Linked DNA regions of Homo sapiens: all the other regions are linked to region 2. Evidence: chromatin contacts called from ENCODE Hi-C or POLR2A ChIA-PET data. All regions are on one chromosome and are shown on one strand. Each heading gives the region's core, a stretch centred on a gene start or an enhancer-like site at or near the end of the contact. The rest is flanking DNA. Distances are from core to core; before and after follow the strand shown.

Region 1 (2,700 bases), core at 181-2,680, 170 kb after region 2:
AGTTAGTTAACTCAGATAAAGATATCCACCTCTTTCGCACTAGTCAGATGTTACCTGTGCTATCCAAATGATACCCATTCTTACTCCAAAGTTACCCACTCACTAGAGTCATTCCCACCCTCCCTTGCATTACCCACACTCACTCGCACTCCTTAAACGTAGTGAGGTGGTACCTACCCTCCCACAGTCATCACCCACACCCCCTCAGACACTCCCCACGCCCACCCGATGCCACCACCTCACAGCTTCTTGTCTGAGGCGTGATGCCGCCGGCGGTTTTTCTTGTTCTTCCTTTTGCCCCTCTTGCCAACTCCAGCCTTGCTCTCCTTCTCGGAGGAGTCCAGAGGTGGCACCACGTCCATCTGGACGGTGGCCCCAGCCTCCGGTTTCTCCCCCAGCCCAGGCACAGAGCACTTTCTTGCAGGCAGCTCTCTGGGGCCCGTGGCTGGGGGACACAGTTCCTGCCTCAGGACCCGGGCCATATCCTCCACCGTCCTGCCCTCGCTCTGCAGAAAGAGGTTCAGCTTGGTCAGGAATTCAATGTCCTGCTTCCGGGGCATGTAGACCACTCTCCACACACCGCCCTTGCCCTTGATCTCCCTGGGGACCACGGCGTAATTGATGTCCTCCGTCAGCTGAATGATGGCCGCCTTGGATTTATCTTCTTCCAGATAGGCCTTCCCAGCCACTTCGAACTTGCCTAGAGGTTTGAGGGGCAGCCGAATAATCTCTTCGAATTCCTCGTGGTTGCAGTCCTCCGGGATCCCCAGGATCATCAGGGACTTGTAACTGTCCACCTCCAGGGCCTTGCACCCGTGCTCCAACAGTGCAATGTCCTTCACCCCGAACAGCATCTTGCCCAACTCTTTGAGGCAGCAGTATGCCCGCTGGTGGACACCTGAGCTGCCTCGGGAATCCACGAAATTATCCAGGATGCCGCGATTCCTTCCCAAAGGCTACGAGAGAGTGAGGCCTCAGGGGCCGGAGGCCGCTCCCAGGACCCCTTCGTCCAGCTCAGTGAAGGATGCCCCCAGCCCCTGCCTGCAGGGCTGTGCAACGTCGGGGCTTCTGTGGCTCCCTCTGAGTGGGCTCGAAGATTCCCAGGGACTTACGCGTGCTGGAGAAGCAGAAGGCGGTGTTTGCCACCTGACTCGTGGCTCCCGGGTCCTGGGCAAGGCTGCACCAAGGAGGGTCTAAAGATGATGCTTCCCCTTTCTTGGCGTGGCCTCCGAAGGTCTCACAGGCCCCAACGGTCTCTCCGGATCTGGGACTGCTGATCTCCCTGGGACAACTGCCAACAGAGTGTCGTAGGCGCGGCCCTGGCAGGCAGGGAGGCGCGTCCCTCACCGCTGGCCCAGAGGTTGCACTCAGTGCCCTGTCGCCGGACTAGGACGAGGATGTGGCCGCTGCACTTGCTCCCGCGGTGACGTCACCGCCTCCTTCCGCTCTGCGGCCTGGCGGTCTCCATGGCAACCGCTGAAGCATCCATCTCCTCTGCCATTGGCCGACTGGCCGCATTGAAATCAAGAGTCTGAGGGGGTCATTCGGAGGTGAGGGGTCGGCCACCAGCCCTCAGAAGCGCCCGCGATTCTCCTTTGAATAATAGCCGATTCCAGGGGTGAGGGGACAGCGAATGTACAAGAGGCACCCGGGGCATCTTTTGGGGTCAGAAAGTAAGGAAGTGATTAAAAAAAAAAAATGAGAACACCTGGAAAGACAGAGGAACCAGCCTGAAATGCTCCCACTGGCCAACCCTGGGACAATTTGAGCATCAACGTTAAAAATGAAAGTAACAGATTATAACCCCTTGAATAAAATTAGAATCTATGAGTTGATGTAGATATAAGCACGTGAATGCAAAGTTTGGTGAAGAATGTGAACTATCAAAGTACCTGCCCATATAATACTCATCAAAGGGAACAAATGTATCTTTACAGTGGAATGTTCTTGCATGTAGGACACACACACACACACACACACACACTATAATATTCAGAGCGATATGACAATTTAGACTCAAAATGCTTCAGAGGATAAAACATTCTTTTTTTTTTTTTTTTTTTTTTGAGATGAAGTCTCCCTCTGTTGCCCAGGCTAGAGTGCAGTGGCCCGATCTTGGCTCATTGCAACCTCTGCCTCCCCAGTTCAAGCGATTCTCCTGCCTCAGCTTCCCAAGTAGCTGGGATTACAGGCATGTGCCACCAAGCTCAGCTAATTTTTGTATTTTTAGTAGAGATGTAGTTTCACCATGTCGGCCAGGCTGGTCTTGAACTCCCAACCTCAGGTGATCCATCCACTTCGGCCTCCCAAAATGCTAGGATTACAGGCCACAGCCATTGCACCTGGCCGCGAAAACATTCTTTATACTATATTTGCAACTCTTCTGTAGGTTTATGGTTGTTTCAAATAAATGTTTAAAAATAAATAAGAAATGTCTCCCCCATGTGATGACATCCACAATGTCTATTCCTCTCCTCCCCAGTCCCCATTAATAAAGCCAAAACATTTGGGTTAGGTCGACACCCTTTATACCCCCAGTTCCAGGGATAAGCCCTGATTGGCTTGAACCAATTAGCATAATCTCACCCTCCTTCCCACAGTGATTGGTTCAGAAATGGTCACCCAGGTAACCTGGACAAAAAGCAATTAGTGCTTAATATGCCCCTCTTCTCTGAGATTGGTTAAAGGTTAGACACGTGA
Region 2 (2,700 bases), core at 80-2,579:
AGAGACATGCTGGGCCCTGGATCGAGACAGGTCCCAGACAGGGTATGTGTCATGGTGGATTTGATGCCAGATCCTTTGAGAGCCAGGAGAGGACCGATGCTCCCTCCACCCTCGGTCCCTCTCTCCTCCAGAATGGAGGCTTCTTTGGCAAATAGGAAATTGCAGGACACTCCTGGGGTTGTCCTCACCCTCCCACACTCACACAGCCACAGTCTTACAGCTGACCCTGTGAGTCTAGAGCTGAGACATGCACCGAAGGTTGCTGTATGACCTGGTCCCCTTCTAGACGTGAATCAGTGCGAGGGCCCAGGACAGCAGAAGAGGTGTGAGGCCATCCTGTGACAAGGGAGCCACAGGGTGTCCAGACCCAGCGGGAGCCGAGGATTCAGGAAAATCTCCCCAGTCAGCTCCAGAGGTGCCCACAGTGTGAGCTCTAGTGTCTCCCAGGTAGAGGCCAAAGCGTCACCTGCCCGGCCCTGGGGGTGGAAGTGGAGTAGACGGCACTCCTATCTGGGCAACCGAGTAAGACCCTGTCTCTGAAGAAGTACATACATTTACTTAGACTCCTCTGTCTTTGTCATATATATACATATATGACATATATGAGATATACATATTATATATATGATATATATATGATATACATATATAAAATGTCATATATATGTGTCATATATATATGACATTTTATATATAGGAGCTCAAGACCAGCCTGGGCAACGTGGCAAAACTCCACCTCTACCAAAACATACAAAAATGAACTGGGCACAGTCGCACACACCTGTAGTCCCAACTACTCAGGAGGCTGAGGTAAGAGGATGACTTGAACCCGGGAGGCAGAGTCGAGCTGAGATCGCGCCACTACCTGCCAGCTTGGGTGACAGAGCCAGACTGTGTCTAAAAACAAACAAACACCAGAAGGCAGTGATTTTTGCCCCAAAGTGATTTAACTCTCCCTAGTCATTATACAGAACAAGAAAAATAAGAACATGAATTAGTCTGGGCGCAGTGGCTCACACCTGTAATCCCAACACTTTGGGAGGCCGAGGCGGGTGGATCACTTGAGGTCAGGAGTTCAAGACCAGCCTGGCCAACATGGTGAAACCCCGTCTCCACTAAAAATACAAAAATTAGCCAGGTGTGATCCCAGCTACTCGAGATCTGGGTAGCTACTGAGGCAGGAGAATTGCTTGAATCCGGGATGTGGAGGTTACTGTGAGCTGAGAACACACCACTGCACTCCAGCCTGGGTGACAGAACGAGACTCCATCTCAAAAGCAAACAACAACAACAAAAGAAAAAGAAGAAGAAAGTGAGTTGACCTGTAATGTGAGAAACGGAAGTTGTAATCATATGTGACTCAGATCACAGTCATATCACTTAAAGTGCTGTTATGGTTCAAGTGGCTTTTAAATAATATTGATTTTCACAGTGGTCAGACCACATCCCTACCCTGGTTAACCCCACTTCATGAAGCAGAGCGTTTGGAGGGGGAGGATGGGAGGAGGAGAGCAGGAACCCAAAACCCTCACGTGGCTGCTCTGCTCAACAAACTGGAAACACCGTCAACTTATTTTGATACAAATCCCTATGACCCATTTTTATTCAAGAATTCTGTCACCTTTGGCTGTTTTTCTGAGGTTTCTCCATAGCACCTTATCCTAAAATTTTCTCTTTTTTTTAATTTTAATTTTAAATTTTTTTTTTTTTGAGACAGAGTGTCACTGTCGTCCAGGCTGGAGTGCAGTGGCGTGATCTCAGCTCACTGTAACCCCTTCCTCCCAGGATCCTCGTGCCTTGGCCTCCCGAGTACCTGGGTTTACAAGTGTGCACCACCACACCCAGCTAATTTTTGTATTTTTAGTAGAGGCGGGGTTTCACCATGTTGGCCAGGCTGGTCTTGAGCTCCTGACCTCAAGTGATCCAAACCCCCTCAGCCTCTCAAAGTGATTACAGGTGTGAGCCACCATGCCCGGCCCTGCTCCTGGAATTTTCTTACAGAATCAGAGCAGACACCATTCCTAGAGGTAGGAAACTATCTCTGCAATTGGCTGTTCTGGAAGCCAGAAACAAAGGACCGGCCAGGAACCCATCTCCCCTGACAATTGTGGAGGAGCAAGTTGAGGACTTTCAGGATCCACAATGCCAGGCAGGAGGGAGCAGCTCTGCCACACAGGGCTGGAGACCCCATCCTCGATGCTCAGCTGTCACTGCCTCGTGCTATTAAGTTGCCACATCCTTGATGGTTTAATGCCCAACTCCAGGGCTGCTTGCTCTGCCTGCATTGGTTGATTCTTCTGGAAAAATAAAACTCTATAATATTTTGATCCAGGGAGCCCAAGGACCATCTTCCCAGCTCTCTCGAATTACGACACAATCCTCGTCCTAACTCCACTAGATTGCCCTGGTTAATGGGGTAATTCTGTGAGAAAACACAGGCGCATCAATATTGCAGTGTCCCTTACAGAAGCGCTGAGAGTAACACTATTGCTTTAGTTGGGGTCCTCATAGAACAGGTGATACCTCATAGAATTTTCTAGTGCTTTCCAATACCTCAATTGATATCATTCAGATTCGGCCGGGCGCAGTGGCTCACGTCTGTAATCCTAGCACTTTGGGAGGCCAAGGTGGGTGGATCACCTGAGGTCAGGAGTTCGAGACCAGCCCAGCCAATGCAGTGAAACCCCATCTCTACTAAAA
Region 3 (2,700 bases), core at 152-2,651, 150 kb before region 2:
CTGACAACTTCCCAAATTTTTGTTCCTGTTTCTAACTTAGGAGCAACGTAGGAAAGCCAAATACGTACCCTAAACCAATCCCATAGGATGCTGTGCATCTAGTTAGCTATCCTCAGCTTCCCCATGCCAACAGCCTCCAATCAGGGAACATGCGAAAAAAAGGGTGATACCTTTTCCACTATAAAGCTTTCCTACTCCTCTGCTGGTCTTTGAGTCTCTCCCAAAATGGAAGTGATGGTGGCTGACTTCTTTGTTGTAGAATAGATAGCCTTTACTTTCTTATTTGGTTAGTCTTTGTTTTCACAGAAGTTATTGGCGAACTCCATTTATTAAAGTCATGGGTGCTGATATGGTTTGGCTCTGTGTCCCCACCCAAATCTTACCTTGAATTACCCCACATGTTAGGGAGGGACATGGTGGGAGGTGATTGGATCATGGGGGCAGTTTCCCTCATTCTTTTCTCGTGATAGTGAGTGAGTTCTCCTGAGATCTGATGGTTAAAAAGTGTGGCACTTTCTCCTTCTCTCTCTCCTGCCACCATGTAAGATACGCCTTGGTTCCCCTTTGCCTTCTGCCATGATTTTAAATTTCCAGAGACCTTCCCAGCCAAGCGGAACTGTGAGCCAATTAAACCACTTTTCTTTATAAATTACCCAGTCTCAGGCAGCTCTTCATAGCAGTGTGAAAATTGACTAATACAGGTGCTTTTTGAAAATGCAGTTTCCTGGACTCCCCACAGGTTTACAGAATCAGAATCTCTGGGAGTAAGGCCCAGAAATTTGCATTTTCATCCATAGCCCTAGTGGCTCTCATGCATACTAATATTGAGGACCAGTGTCCTAGAATATTTGGTGATTATCTTTCTCTGGCATTTGTATCACACCTATGTTCATCCATAGCCCTAGTGACTCTTGTGCATGCTAATATTGAGGACCAGTGTCCTAGAATATTTGGTGATTATCTTTCTCTGGTTTTCGTATCACAACTATGTTATGTGTATGAAATACCTAACTATCCCCACTTGTGTGTTTCAAAAGGTCCTTTTGCCTACAGGAGCAGGCTAAATCTCATGACATTCCCCACACTCAATCCTCACCCAGAATTCCTGAGCTCTGGGGAAGGTGCCATCTCCAGCCTGGTTTGCAAGCCAGAAACACAGGCTCTCTCTTACAGGGAAAATGAAAATACATTTTAAAAATGTGAATAACCCCCAAAATATCAGGTAAGGCACATAAAACAAAAATAAGGCGGCGTCAGTAGAAAACACAAGACAAAATGAAATGCAGCGAATCACTGGAAATGTTGAGGGAAGTAGCAGTTCTGGGTCAGGGGAGGCAGAAACAGCTACAGCTTGGGAGCTGTGGCCAGTGTGTTCTCTGAGAGGTAGCTATGCAGACCCAAGCTAACAGCCAACCCCAGAAACCTCAGCCTGATTCAGATTCACCTCAGGGTGAATCTGGTGACTCAGCCTGAGTGGGAGCAGTTTCACTACCCGACTCTCTGTGTAATTTAATCTTGTGTTTGCAGCCAATACCTAGCCAATACAGAAAATTAATGTATGGGAGGAGGCCAGCTGCTCTTGACATGGAAAGTTCAGATTATTTTCAAGCTTCAAGAAGGGAACCAGCGACAGGGATAAATGAATGAGTAGAGCCACTTACCAGCAAAAAGCGTTGGAATTTTTTCTATACCACTCCAGCCCCTCATTGCAGGGCTGCTGTAGAGAACTGATGTCCCCAGTTCTGCCCATCTCAGGTATACTCCAGGAGGCTCGCCGGCTGACAGCTTCCTTGCTCTGCCGCCTGTGTGAAGGGGCTGCCACTCTCTGTTCTCAGGTCTTGGTGACTGATGATGGGTCCATTTTTCCTTTTGTTGATGTTATAAGTGGGACTGTTAATTCTATTTTTGGATTGTTCATTTCCCAATCTTTTTTTTTATTATTATACTTTAAGTTCTAGGGTACATGTGCACAACATGCAGGTTTGTTACATATGTATACATGTGCCATGTTGGTGTGCTGCACCCATTAACTCGTAATTTACATTAGGTATATCTCCTCATTTCCCAGTCTTTTAAGACATACCAAATAATTTTCTCTGTGAGTGTGAGCTTACAGAAAAGAGCTCTCGTTGTCTTTCTGGCAGCAACACCGTTGATAATGCATTGCTGGCAATATCTACTTGTGGTTTTCTGTAAAAATGCTGTGAGTTTAAGGACATTTACCTAATAGTCTGACTGGGAAATCCTAGATTTTAGTAATTAAAAAAATACATTGCTTTGCCTCTAGCAAATAAGAACAATGTCTCTTTGCTGATTCAGATATATTGAATCTTTCCAAAGCATTTGCTTTAGTTAAAGCAATTTTTGATTAGTATTATTCTAATTAGAACAATTTTTAAATTTTTACAGATGAGGTTTCACTCTGTTGCACAGGCTAGTCTCGAAATTCTGGCCCCAAGGAATCCTCCTACCTCAGCCTCCTGGGTTGTGGGGATTACATGTGCTTGCTACTGAAGCGGGCCAATTAGTATTTTTTTAATGGACAAGTTATAATTGTGTGCATTTATTTGATACAATGTGATGTTCTAATTCATGTAACGGAGTTCTGGGAAAGTCATACCAACCTACAGTGGTACCTTTGTGGAAAGATTAAATCAAGCTAATTAACATACCCATTACCTTGCTTATTATTTTTAGTTT

The links. Hi-C counts contacts between places; a loop is a spot of excess contacts on that map. ChIA-PET counts read pairs that join two places held with the same protein, here RNA polymerase II (POLR2A). Pooled maps may share reads with other maps.
Region 1: a pooled map shows a loop between it and region 2 (6-fold over the local background). The contact joins the promoter of PNMA8C here to the enhancer-like site in region 2. A Hi-C loop is called at or near these places in 3 of 50 pooled maps. POLR2A ChIA-PET finds 5 or more read pairs at or near these places in 2 of 52 experiments (A549 and CD8-positive, alpha-beta T cell).
Region 3: a loop to region 2 is called in a pooled map, with 13 times the contacts of the local background. The contact joins two enhancer-like sites. A Hi-C loop is called at or near these places in 1 of 37 single-sample maps with no recorded cell type and 11 of 50 pooled maps. POLR2A ChIA-PET finds 5 or more read pairs at or near these places in 2 of 52 experiments (Caco-2 and activated CD4-positive, alpha-beta memory T cell).

The regions. Positions count from the first base shown.
Region 1 is chr19:46,427,506-46,430,205 of GRCh38, forward strand. PNMA8C (PNMA family member 8C) reads right to left here and starts at 1,431. Exons shown (of 1, transcript NM_001386793.1): 1 at 1-1,431. The coding sequence starts at 854. The coding sequence ends at 240. RefSeq lists an enhancer at 1,162-1,431.
Region 2 is chr19:46,261,687-46,264,386 of GRCh38, forward strand. No RefSeq gene overlaps it. Among named protein-coding and RNA genes, the nearest start is that of IGFL1, 33 kb to the left of the region's middle. RefSeq lists an enhancer at 792-1,991. Within about 2 kb of position 1,330, at least 2 of the 41 ENCODE cell types and tissues checked have a DNase peak (open chromatin) inside an H3K27ac peak, as active enhancers do; they include CD8-positive, alpha-beta T cell, where a contact is called at or near this core.
Region 3 is chr19:46,114,155-46,116,854 of GRCh38, forward strand. It overlaps a transcript of IGFL2 not described here. Among named protein-coding and RNA genes, the nearest start is that of IGFL3, 9.2 kb to the right of the region's middle. Within about 2 kb of position 1,402, at least 5 of the 41 ENCODE cell types and tissues checked have a DNase peak (open chromatin) inside an H3K27ac peak, as active enhancers do.